Linked DNA regions of Homo sapiens: regions 1 and 3 are each linked to region 2. A link is a contact called in ENCODE Hi-C or POLR2A ChIA-PET data. All regions are on one chromosome and are shown on one strand. The core of a region is the stretch at or near the end of the contact, and the rest is flanking DNA. Distances in the headings are between cores, read along the strand shown.

Region 1 (3,451 bases), core at 415-2,914, 380 kb before region 2:
CCGTGCTCTGTTCATCATTGCCGCCCGAGTCCCTTCTCAAAGCCCTTTGCGGGTGATTCCTATGCAAGGTGCAATTGCCGGTGGGGCTTGAGCAGGTCCTTCCTTGGGAAACACGAGGAAGGGCTAAACAGGGAGAGAGAGGATCCCACGCTTGGCATCTGCAAGGTGGGAGGAGAAACGTGGAGAAAGCAATTGCCATGTGCCTTTGTCGCCGTGAGGCTCAAAAACCTGGACTCACCCGGCTAGGAATTTCTCTCTTAAAATAAAATGGATTTGCTTTGTGCTTTACGGGGATTCCCTTAAAGCGTTTCTCATCTTAATCCTGGGGAGGAAGTGGTACTCAGTATTTTGTTTGTGGGCAACAGAGAATTTAACTTTCTGGGCCTAAGTGACAGACTCAGAGACGAAGATGAAGGTTGGAATTTGGTGTCTTTTAATCTCTACCCCCTGGTTTCATCTGTTCTCAGTGTCCCTGAAGCAATGGCCTAGACAGGGTTGATGTATTCATGAATCTGAGGGACTTTCACGTGAACTTGAGGCAGGCTTGGTCTGCATGCTGCTTTGTAGCATAAAGCTTGGACCTGTGTGCAAAGTGACAGTGCAACGAGTTTCAGCCCATCCCAAGAGAGAACACAGGCCTTTAGAGCTGCCTGTGGGGCGCTGACTGGTGTCATGCCCGGGTGGTCCAAGGTCTGCAGGACCCTCTACCAAGGGCACTTCTTGGACAGGGCTCCTGACTGTCTCTCCCACCTCTGATCTTCCCCCTGTCATCTTGGTGTTAAGATGACTGGAGCAAGGGCTTCGCTCCTGGGACTCATTCTGGGTTAAACTGAAGGGAGAGTGAGTTAGAACCCAGCGCCTTAGGGAGAAGCAGATGTCGTCTACCTGCACAGACTCTGTTTCCCCTCATCTGAAGAAGCCTCAGTCCTCCACATGTTATCACCTTCTCTAGGGCCCAGGCCCAGTGGAAGCTTTTACGGGGAGGTTTCAGAGCACAGTTTCAACCAAGAGCAAACATGTAGTAGCTTCAGGGTTTCAGAAAGCTGATTTTCTGCCCACAGCACAGTTTCGGGCCTCCTGAGAATGCTTTTCTTGGACACAGTGATCTTTGGTACAAAGAAGGGCAGAGAGGAAATGGCGTGTGGATGAAGAACTGTGCCTGTTTTAGTGACTGGCGGGACATATAGGCGACTGTAGCTGCCACACTTTGTGCCTATGAATTACTCAAGCCGGGACTTTAGGTTTATGATAAATAATAATAATAATTCAGGTTTGACCGTTCCTATTTGGGTGTAAATAGAAATCTCTGATTAGGTAGTAGAGTATTTGAACCTATAGTTTGATTTGAATTCTTCAAGCAATGTGATTTTTCTCCCTAAATCAACACACTATCTGAAATCCCCCTATGAACATTGCCTTTTGTTATGAAATGCAAGGAGAAAGCACTCAGCTTGTTCTCTAAGTTCATCTTAATGTTTTTCTTGTGACTGTCTGTAGGAAATTCAAAAGTTCTAGGAGATAGAGTCCCTGTAAATCACTGTTTGGGTTTAAAATGACCTGTAAATAATGACTCATCACAATGTACTCGTAAGTATAGTTAGCATCACTTAACGACGGGGATCCGTTCTCAGAAATGCATCATTAGGTGATGCCATGGTGAGGCCGTCCCAGAGCAGTCACACACACCTTTGGCAGAGCCCGCTACACACCTGGGCTATGTGGTGTAGCCTATTGCTCCTTGTCTTCAAACCCGAACAGCATGTCACTTTGCTGAATACTTTAGGCAATTGTCACACAATGGTATGAATAAGTGTTTATATAAATATAGAAAAGGTCCAGTAAGAATATGGCATAAAAGATGAAAACCTAGTACACCCATCTAGGATGCTTACCGTGAATGGAGCTTGCAGGACTGGAAGTTGCTTTGGGTGAGTGAGTGAGTGAGTGGTGAGTGAGTGTGAAGGCTTAGATATTAGTGTACATTCCTGTAGACTTTGTAAACACTGTACACTTCAGCTATGTTAAATTTATAAAAAAAAATTTCTTGCTTCAATAATAAATTAACCTTAGCTTATTGTAACATTTTTACTTAATAAACTTTCTATTTTTTCAACTTTTTGACTTTTTTGTAATAACAGCTTAAAACACAGACACAATGTACAGCTCTACAAAAATATTTTATATCCTTATTCTATACGTTTTTTTTCTATTTAAAAATTTTTAAAAATTTGACTTTTTTGTTAAAAGCTAAAACACACACACATTATCCTAGGCCCACCCAGGGTCAGGATCATTAATATCACTGTCTTGCATCTCCACATCTTGTCCCACTGGAAGGTCTTCAGGGGCAGAAACACACATGGAGCTGTCATCTGGTATGATAGCAATGCCTTCCTCTGAAATATCTCCTGATGGACCTGCCTGGGGCTGTTTTATAGTTAACTTTTGCTTTTTAATAAGTAGAAGGAGGCAGGGTGCGGTGGCTCAGGCCTGTAATCCCAGCACTTTGGGAGGCCGAGGCGGGTGGATCACCTGAGGTCAGGAGTTTGAGACCAACTTGGCCAACCTGGTGAAACCCTTTCTCTAGTAAAAACACAAAAATTAGCTGGGCGTGGTGGCGGGTGCCTAAAATCCCAGCTGCTTGGGAGGCTGAGGCAGGAGAATCGCTTGAACCTGGGAGGCAGAGGTTGCAGGGAGCCGAGATTGCACCACTGCCCTCCAGTCTGGGTGACAGAGCGAGGCTCCGTCTCAAAAAAAAAAAAAAAAAGGTGGAAGCAGTATACTCTAAAATAACGATAAAACATATAGTAAGTACATAAATTAGTACAACATACTATATTATGATAATAGTCATTTATTATCATTATCAAGTATTATGTACTATTCACAATTCTATGTGCTAGATTTTTATACAACTGGTAGCGCAGTAGGTTTGTTTACATTAAACACGTGAGTAATGTGTTGGGTTAATGCCATGATGACAGCTATAGCATCACCACCAGGAGACAGGAACTTTTCAGCTTCATTATAATCTCATTGGATGGCCATGGTACATGTGGTCTGACATTGACTGAAGTACTGTTATGTGGTGCATTATTGTATATATTTGCCATAATTTAAAAATTGAGATATGATTCATATGTCATAAAATTCACCTCTTTAAAAAGTACAGCCCAGTGGTTTTTAGTATATTCACAAAGGTGTGCAGTCATCAGCACTATCTAATTCAAGGACATTTTTGCTGCCTCAAAAAGAAACCCGGAAACCCATTAGCATTCACTTCCCATTCCCTCTTCCCCCAGCCTCTGGCAACCACTGATCATCTACTTTCTGTCTTTACGGATTTGCCGTATTTCCTACAAATGAAAGAGTATAATGCACACCTTTAGTGTCTGGCTTCTTGCACTGAGCATAATGTTTCCATGATTTGTTTATGTTGTAGCATGCGTTA
Region 2 (3,473 bases), core at 269-2,768:
CAGTCTACTCTAGGCGGGGTGGGGTTCCTTCTCTTCTGTCTCTGCCCTCACATCTCTTCAATTATTGCATCTCATTACCTCTTGGCAGAGATCATGTCCTATCACTCATATCTCAGTCCCTGATACAGAGATGGTTCTTCACAATTTTTGCTGAATAAATGATTCATGCAGGGCAAGTTTTAGATTGACTCCAATGTCATGTGCTTTGACAGAAAGAGTATTAAAGATCTGCTAAGGTGAGGAGAGGCCTTAGAAGGTCTAAGACGATCCTGAATTTCTCATTCTTCAAAGGATTCTTAAGAAATTTGGGTTAAGCCAGGGATTGGACTGTTCTCTTTTGTTGACTCAAGTTCATAGATGAGGTCAAGAATCAAATCAGTCTCTTCTTTGGTAATGATAGACAATTAGTTTGGGAAAGACTTTTTTCATGAGTCTTACCCATCATTTATCAATTTTAAAGTCTATGAGTAGCTTTGAATACAAAACTGCATGTGAAAATCATTGTGTCTACTATTGAATAATTGACTAATCTGTCACTCACAGCTCCTGAATGAGGTTCCTGTCTAATTGCACCTGCCAGTTACTGATTGCACCTGCAATTAGGCAATTGTGGGGGCAGTTTTTGTGTTTCTGTTTAATTGCCTGGGCCAAAACGGAGAGTACCTTTTACAAATCTGGCCTATTATCTCATTGTGAGCCTTTGCAAATACAAGGTGACCCCAGGAAGAGATGGAGAAAATATATAGTTTTATTTGCTGCACACCAATTAATGTCAGTAATCTAGTGCCAACATTCCTATACTTTTCTGGTTTAGTAAGAAATTTACATATATTGGAATCCATCAATATCCCAGAATATAATTTATACTTCAATTTGCTACTATTTTATTATGACACACATATCAAAAGTAGTTCTAATTCCTAAAAAGTTTCTATATACATTATACTTGTTAAAGAACTTTTCAAGTGGTTACTGAGGTTCTGTTGTTCATGAGGAAGAACATAAGACCCCTTTTGTTGTTGCCTTTTTGGTCTTATTTACTGTCTGGCAGATGCAGAGATGTGCTGTTCAGATTCCCTTTAAAAAATGGACTTGCTGGCTAGGCACGGTGGCTCACACCTATAATCTCAGTACTTTGGAAGACCTAGATGGGAGGATTGCTTCAGCCCAGGAGTTTAGGACCAGAATGGGCAACACAGTGAGATAGCTAAATTTTAAAATTAGCTGGGCATGGTGGCTTACACTTGTAGTCCCAGCTACTTAGGAGGCTGAGGTGGGAGGATTACTTGAGCCCTGGAAGTTGAGGCTGCAGTGAGCTATGATTGCGCCATTATACTCTAGCCTGGTGACAGAGCAAGATCTCAAATTAAAAAAAAAGAAAGAAAGAAAGAAAAAGAAAGAAAGAGAAAGAAAAGGACCTGCTTCCTGAGGCGTAGAGTGTGGCTAACTCATAGTCTCCAGCTGCAGCTGCTTGGAGGTTTGCCTCAGCTTTGCTGAGTCATGCTGTTCTCAGGGCGGCCCTACCGGTTGCCCCTGCAAAGTTGTGGTAACAAGAAAGAACCGACTCTGCCCCACATGGGACTTCTCAAAGACAACCTTAGCCTTGGATCTCCCTGGCAGAGACTTTGTTTCATCATTTGTCGTTGCTCTCTGCCAGCTACCCTGCCCAATCCTGCGTCCTCCCTTTTCTTGCTTAATAGGTGTCGGTCTCTAACAAAGCGAATCGACTCTCAACCTCCATCTGGGCATCTGCTTCCTGGAGAATCCAATCTGCAACCACCATCAAGTAAAGATAAATTAGGAATAGCTCAGAGGATGTTTATTTTATTGAATTATTTCAGACCCAAGGCTTCTCTCCAAAAACTGTTTTCAAGGAAATCTATTTTTCTGTGAGATTATATAAGAACTGCCTCTTTTCTATTTCTTTGTTTTCATTCTTTTTTCTCACCACCAATATCAAGGGATACCATGTGTAAAATGATTTAAAGAATGCATGTTAGTTTAGAATCTAAATTTCAAAGGATTTAAGTTTCTACTTCAGTAATAATTATTACTATTTATAGGGATTAACTCTTCCACACATTTCTAAGTGAAATAAAAGTTAGCTCTAAAGAAGTACTACAAGTTGGAAGAGACATTTTACCTTTACGTTATCACATCATCAAAGCAATGTGGCTTTCATTTTATAAATCTTATTAAGTTTGCTTGCCTTTTCATATTAGCATTTATTACGATGCTGGATAATGTTACTTGGCGAAACTTGTACTTTCTGTCTGCCAAAATCTACATTACAAGATCTACATAAGCACCATTGTACGTAGTGTTTTCACACTCCCAAGAAATATTAATGTTTGGGACTTGAGAATAAGAAGCTGGAATTCCTGAGAATTCTAGGGAATCCCTGAAATTGTAAGTTAGTCTTTATTTTTTAGTAATATTTTATATAAATATTTTAAATTAATTATAAGTGATCATACTAATAAATAGTAAATCATTTTTAATAGTGCTATGATAAAACTTTCAGAAACTTTCTGCAAACAAAATATATGATAGCAAATGCATGGTTTATTATGATTATGAAGTGATGTATTGCTGACAAGATGAAATATTTTCATAACTGCAAGAGTGATCTCTTTTTGATAGAACCATTCCATAATAGAAAACATTAAGAGAACTTTAACACAAAATATACGCCAAATAAAAATTATTTAAAAGTGGAAAGATATTATCAAAATATTAAATATCTAAAAGTTGCCATTCTTAAAAATAACATTTTAAAACACTCAAAACATCAGTTGCCATGTGCAATAGTTTTGATCCATGTTTTGTAACAAATACCTAAGATGCACACAGTTTTTTTCTATTTCATGTCGAGTTGGTCGAATTATAAATGTGCCTCCAAAAGCACCCTCAATTTGATTATTAGGGGGCATGTTGCTTGTCTCCTATTTTAACAGTGAAAATAGTTTGTCTACTGGTCCTCATTTTGGTTTTGCCTTCGAAAGCCATCTTACTTTTGCTAATCTGAATTTCATATCAATTTCTGATTTCATGTAGAAGTATTCCACATTGATGTCTTATCTTTGCATTTCTCCTATTAAAGTATTCACAAAGAACTGTAGCCTCTAGTAAATATTCAAACATTGGAAAATGCTAAGGAATATCTTGGGGTATTATTCCAATAATGTAACACTTGGATCTCCCAGCATTTTTAACAGAACTACACAGAATCATGTCAGTGTTGCCAAGTTAAGGATTTATTTTGCTTCCAAAATTTGTTATTTCTTAGAACACCAGTCATCGGATTTGTGTAAAGTGTACTCTGTGTATAAAGGTATTCATATTTATTTTGTTTGTAACAATGACACACCATTTGCAGCAGACAGGGCCAGAACTCACTCTTATAGTAACAGCTATGAGCAAAACCAACTGATTACATTACCTTGCTTCTCAGTTCTTTGCCCCCACCTGAT
Region 3 (3,598 bases), core at 790-3,289, 310 kb before region 2:
ACGTGAAAGACTGGCTCGTACATTTCCCCATTCAGCTGATGGTGAGTGCTGCGCTATTTTAAGCCCACATGGAAGTACTTTTTTTTTTTTTTTATAAGGACCATCTGCTACCGGCCCCAGCCCAGATGATACAGTTAGAGCCTACCCACAGCATCCTCCCCGCCTTCAGACAGTTCCAGGAACAGGGGTGAGTCACGCCCAGCTGAACTCCCGTCTAGCTCACCCGAGAGCTGGACCGGGCGCCAGCAGAGGGGGCTGCGCACGCTCCGTGGAGCAGGTGCACTCTGCCACCTCCGAGAGATGGGAAGGGGACCCTCACCCTCTGTCCCAGCTGTGCCCTGCTCCCTGTGAGGGACCAAGGCCTGGGTCACAAGTTCAATAGCAGATGCTGCTTCTTGTCACAGCAGCTTGTCCCACAGCAGGCCACACAGAAGCCACCCTGTTCTGGCTGCCCCTGGAAGCACCTTGGGTCTGCCTTGGTGCAGAGAGGGTGGGTCCCCCTTGCTGGGCTGCTTGGGATGGTGTCCTGGGTGGACATGCAGCTTGGGCCACTGGGAAGATGCGATTAAACACTGACCACCCCATTTTCTTTCTGGGTGAAGCATCAGGGCCCAGGCAAGCCTCCTCCACTGTGCTCACTCCCCCTCTCTCCTCTGACCCCTTCTCTCCTCTTCCCATCTCAGCACCTAGCGGCACGCTGTGAGCAGAGGTCGTCGGGGCAGAGACCCCAGTCAGACTTTGAATCTGGGCTCTGCCCCTCATAGGTGGATAGGTGGTGGAACCCAGGGCCAGGCCTATTTAATCCTGAGCCTCCCTTTGCACATCCGTAAAATGGGGATAGTCTTAGCTGCCTCCTAGGGTATGTGAACAGGAGTGGGATGATGCATGGAAGGATCCAGCATGCCACCTGGCTGATACTTTCTCCTCACTAGGGATTCTGAAGGGCCCGCCCTTGGCATTGGCTGAAACGCGGTGGGAGTATTGAAAACGCTGGACCTGTAACTCCACAGAGAAGCGCCTCCCCACCTCAACACCAGCACTGTTCTCAATGTGTGGTGGCCTCTCCCTGCCTGAGAGCTGGTCATTTTGGCTTCAGGGAGCCGGGTGAGGCAATGCACGGCCAGCAGGTCATTTGACCTCAACAGCGCAGGCTCTGCCGGCTGCGATTCCATCACCCCTGGACTAGCAGAACCACTGCCTTTGCAGGAGTCTCAAAGGCCTGGGCTTTTGGGGGTGCTTCTCCGCCACTCCTGACTGCTTCTTTCCCTTCGGGGGCCGTGGCTGGTGCCTGCTGCGGGGTCATTGCGTGACGCGAGCACCGCAGCATCTCAGGTGCACGCGCCCTTCGATGGCCCTGAGGTGCCCGGGAGCAGGCGAGGGCCGAGTCTTAACAGCTCCACTTCCTGTCCCCGAGTCTATCTGCCACTGCTCTGTAGAGTCCTACAGTTTATCTGTGGTCAGTTTTCTTACCCATTTCCTGCCAGCTGCTACTGGTTTTTTAGTCAGCTCTGACAGCTACGGTAATTGGGAAAGGACGCAGGCTGCTGGGGCCGGGTGATTCACCAGCTCTGGCCAACAGGGACAAGGAGCACAGACGGAGGCACCCCGTCGGTCCCCCAGGGCCTGGTCCCCCAGGCTTCAATGAGTGAGACACAGAAAAGACCCAGGGGCACACTCATTGTGAACCGAAAGCTGATCTCTGTGCACGCGCGCGTGCATGTGACATAAGGGAATTTTTTTTTTTTGAATGTGCCAGAGCCAATATAAATGGTTTCATGTTTTGAGAAGTCAGAACATAACTCCAGGCTGAGTGAGGCCCCTCTCCCGGGGAGCCCCATGTTTTCTCTGAGGTGTAACTGCGGTGAGTTGTCTGTGCCTCAGATTAGGATACTGGAGTCACACTTAACATTTTATTTCATGGCATTTCCAAAAACGAAGGGAAAACCCCCATTGCAGCAAATGACTCCTCCAAATAGAAAACTTTGTGTCTGTTTTGTAAATGCTGTGGAAGGGAGTTTTGGAGCTGCCTCACTGTCAGTCATCGCCCAGCCAGGTGCCTTTGGTTGCTGAGTGTTGCACTCAGGGGTGGGCTGCTGGCTGCCGAGCAGTGCCCCTCAGAGGCGGGGGCAGGACCAGCCACACAGCCTCACCTGTCTGGGCCTCTGGAGCCAGCGCCTCCGAGTTTTACCTGACTCTCCGGGTGGCCCTGTTGCCTACTCTAGTGTGAGAAGCACCTCTCTAGACTTTACTGGAAGCTAATATTAATTTTATTGATAGCCGTGGGTTATGGAGCATGAAAATGATCCTCCAATGCAGAATGAAATGACCCACTTCACACAGATTTACTGCCTTCCTCCCAGGCACCAGGATCTGTGCTGGGCACAGCAAGGGACCACCTGGCCTCGGGAGCTAAGGGCTCTGTCTCCAGGGGTCCCAGTCTGGAGAAGGTGGGTAAAGCAAACAAGGAAGCCTCCTAATAAGAAGTTCCCTAATCAGACATGGACTTTGCTGCCAGGAGCACCCAGTGGGGCCAGCCTGGGGCCCAGGGAGGTAAGCAGAAGGGGCTCACTGTAGTAGTAGGTGAGACACAAACAGTTTCATCCATGGGTAGGAAATAGATGAGGGGGAGGGAGAGAGTTAGGAGATGGTCATGGAGATTGCGGGTGCTAAGAATGGCCTTGGTGGGTTTGGGGTCATCCCTGCTCTGACACTGTACAGCACAGTCAGCTTGAACCAGTCCCTGACCTCTCTAAGGATCAGTTTTCTCATCCATGCAATGGGTTTAATGATAGTTCCTTTTGTGATTGTTGTGATACTTCAATGAGAGAATAATGCAAAGTGCTTAGTGCAGCCCTCACTAAGCTCAGTAAGGAGGGTGACTGCATCTGAGGGCAGTGGGAGCCACTGAGGGGGTTTCAGCCGGTGAGTGACGGGAGCAGATTTTTTTTTCTTGAATAATTCCTGGAAATGCTTTGATCATTTAGGCCAGCAGAGGCTCTTGGTTGAGCATGAGACGCATGAACCATTAAGATTGCAGGATATAATCATGTGCAAATTTTAGACAATACCTGAAATCCTAAAATGCATTTCCTTTTTCCCATCGCCATAGTTTTGGATCCTAAAATCAACCAAAAGCAGAATCTGACCACTTTCCAAAGCAATGGTCCTTTAGATTGAGAACAAAATCGTGGAACAGCGCTTCATTTTTCCCGTCTCAAGAAGTCACAAGGCCCAGAATGCAAGAAAATCATGGCTTTTCGATGACCAGGCCTTGTTGGAATGGCTGAGAAGCTCCTCAGCCCCGACCAGGTGCAGTGACTGCATTCGGCTCTCACGGAGCAGGTCTGAGTGGAGCCAGGATTTGCTCTGTTCAAAGATAAAAACCACTGGAGAGGGAAGCAGCAGATCACAGGGAGCGATCTCAATCCTATAGGGGCCTGCTCCGGGGTGTTTTGCACGAGGCTCCATGTTAAATAAGCCTCCATTCGAGCGCAGCCTCAGGACGGCCATCCTTCATTCCTCTCAGTCACACACCTTCCACTTCAGGATGGCCATCCTTCATTCCTCCCAGTCATGCACCTTCCACTGCCTGGTTCTC

The links. Hi-C counts contacts between places; a loop is a spot of excess contacts on that map. ChIA-PET counts read pairs that join two places held with the same protein, here RNA polymerase II (POLR2A). Pooled maps may share reads with other maps.
Region 1: a map with no recorded cell type shows a loop between it and region 2 (5-fold over the local background). The contact joins two enhancer-like sites. A Hi-C loop is called at or near these places in 13 of 37 single-sample maps with no recorded cell type and 7 of 50 pooled maps.
Region 3: a loop to region 2 is called in a map of CD14-positive monocyte, with 2.4 times the contacts of the local background. The contact joins two enhancer-like sites. A Hi-C loop is called at or near these places in 4 of 168 maps with a recorded cell type or tissue (CD14-positive monocyte, GM12878, OCI-LY7 and 1 more), 25 of 37 single-sample maps with no recorded cell type and 13 of 50 pooled maps. POLR2A ChIA-PET finds 5 or more read pairs at or near these places in 2 of 52 experiments (OCI-LY7 and activated CD4-positive, alpha-beta memory T cell).

What each region holds. Positions count from the first base shown.
Region 1 is chr2:8,604,009-8,607,459 of GRCh38, reverse strand. All of the region lies in intron 2 of LOC105373411 (a long non-coding RNA gene), which reads left to right. Among named protein-coding and RNA genes, the nearest start is that of LINC01814, 22 kb to the right of the region's middle. Within about 2 kb of position 1,664, at least 4 of the 41 ENCODE cell types and tissues checked have a DNase peak (open chromatin) inside an H3K27ac peak, as active enhancers do.
Region 2 is chr2:8,227,801-8,231,273 of GRCh38, reverse strand. The region is part of intron 7 of LINC00299 (long intergenic non-protein coding RNA 299); the gene reads left to right. Among named protein-coding and RNA genes, the nearest start is that of LINC00299, 99 kb to the left of the region's middle. RefSeq lists an enhancer at 1,226-1,405. Within about 2 kb of position 1,518, at least 12 of the 41 ENCODE cell types and tissues checked have a DNase peak (open chromatin) inside an H3K27ac peak, as active enhancers do; they include CD14-positive monocyte, GM12878 and OCI-LY7, where a contact is called at or near this core.
Region 3 is chr2:8,541,737-8,545,334 of GRCh38, reverse strand. No RefSeq gene overlaps it. Among named protein-coding and RNA genes, the nearest start is that of LINC01814, 40 kb to the left of the region's middle. RefSeq lists enhancers at 882-941, 604-1,110, 1,111-1,617, 1,592-1,881, 1,892-1,941 and 3 more and a silencer at 82-376. Within about 2 kb of position 2,039, at least 27 of the 41 ENCODE cell types and tissues checked have a DNase peak (open chromatin) inside an H3K27ac peak, as active enhancers do; they include CD14-positive monocyte, GM12878 and OCI-LY7, where a contact is called at or near this core.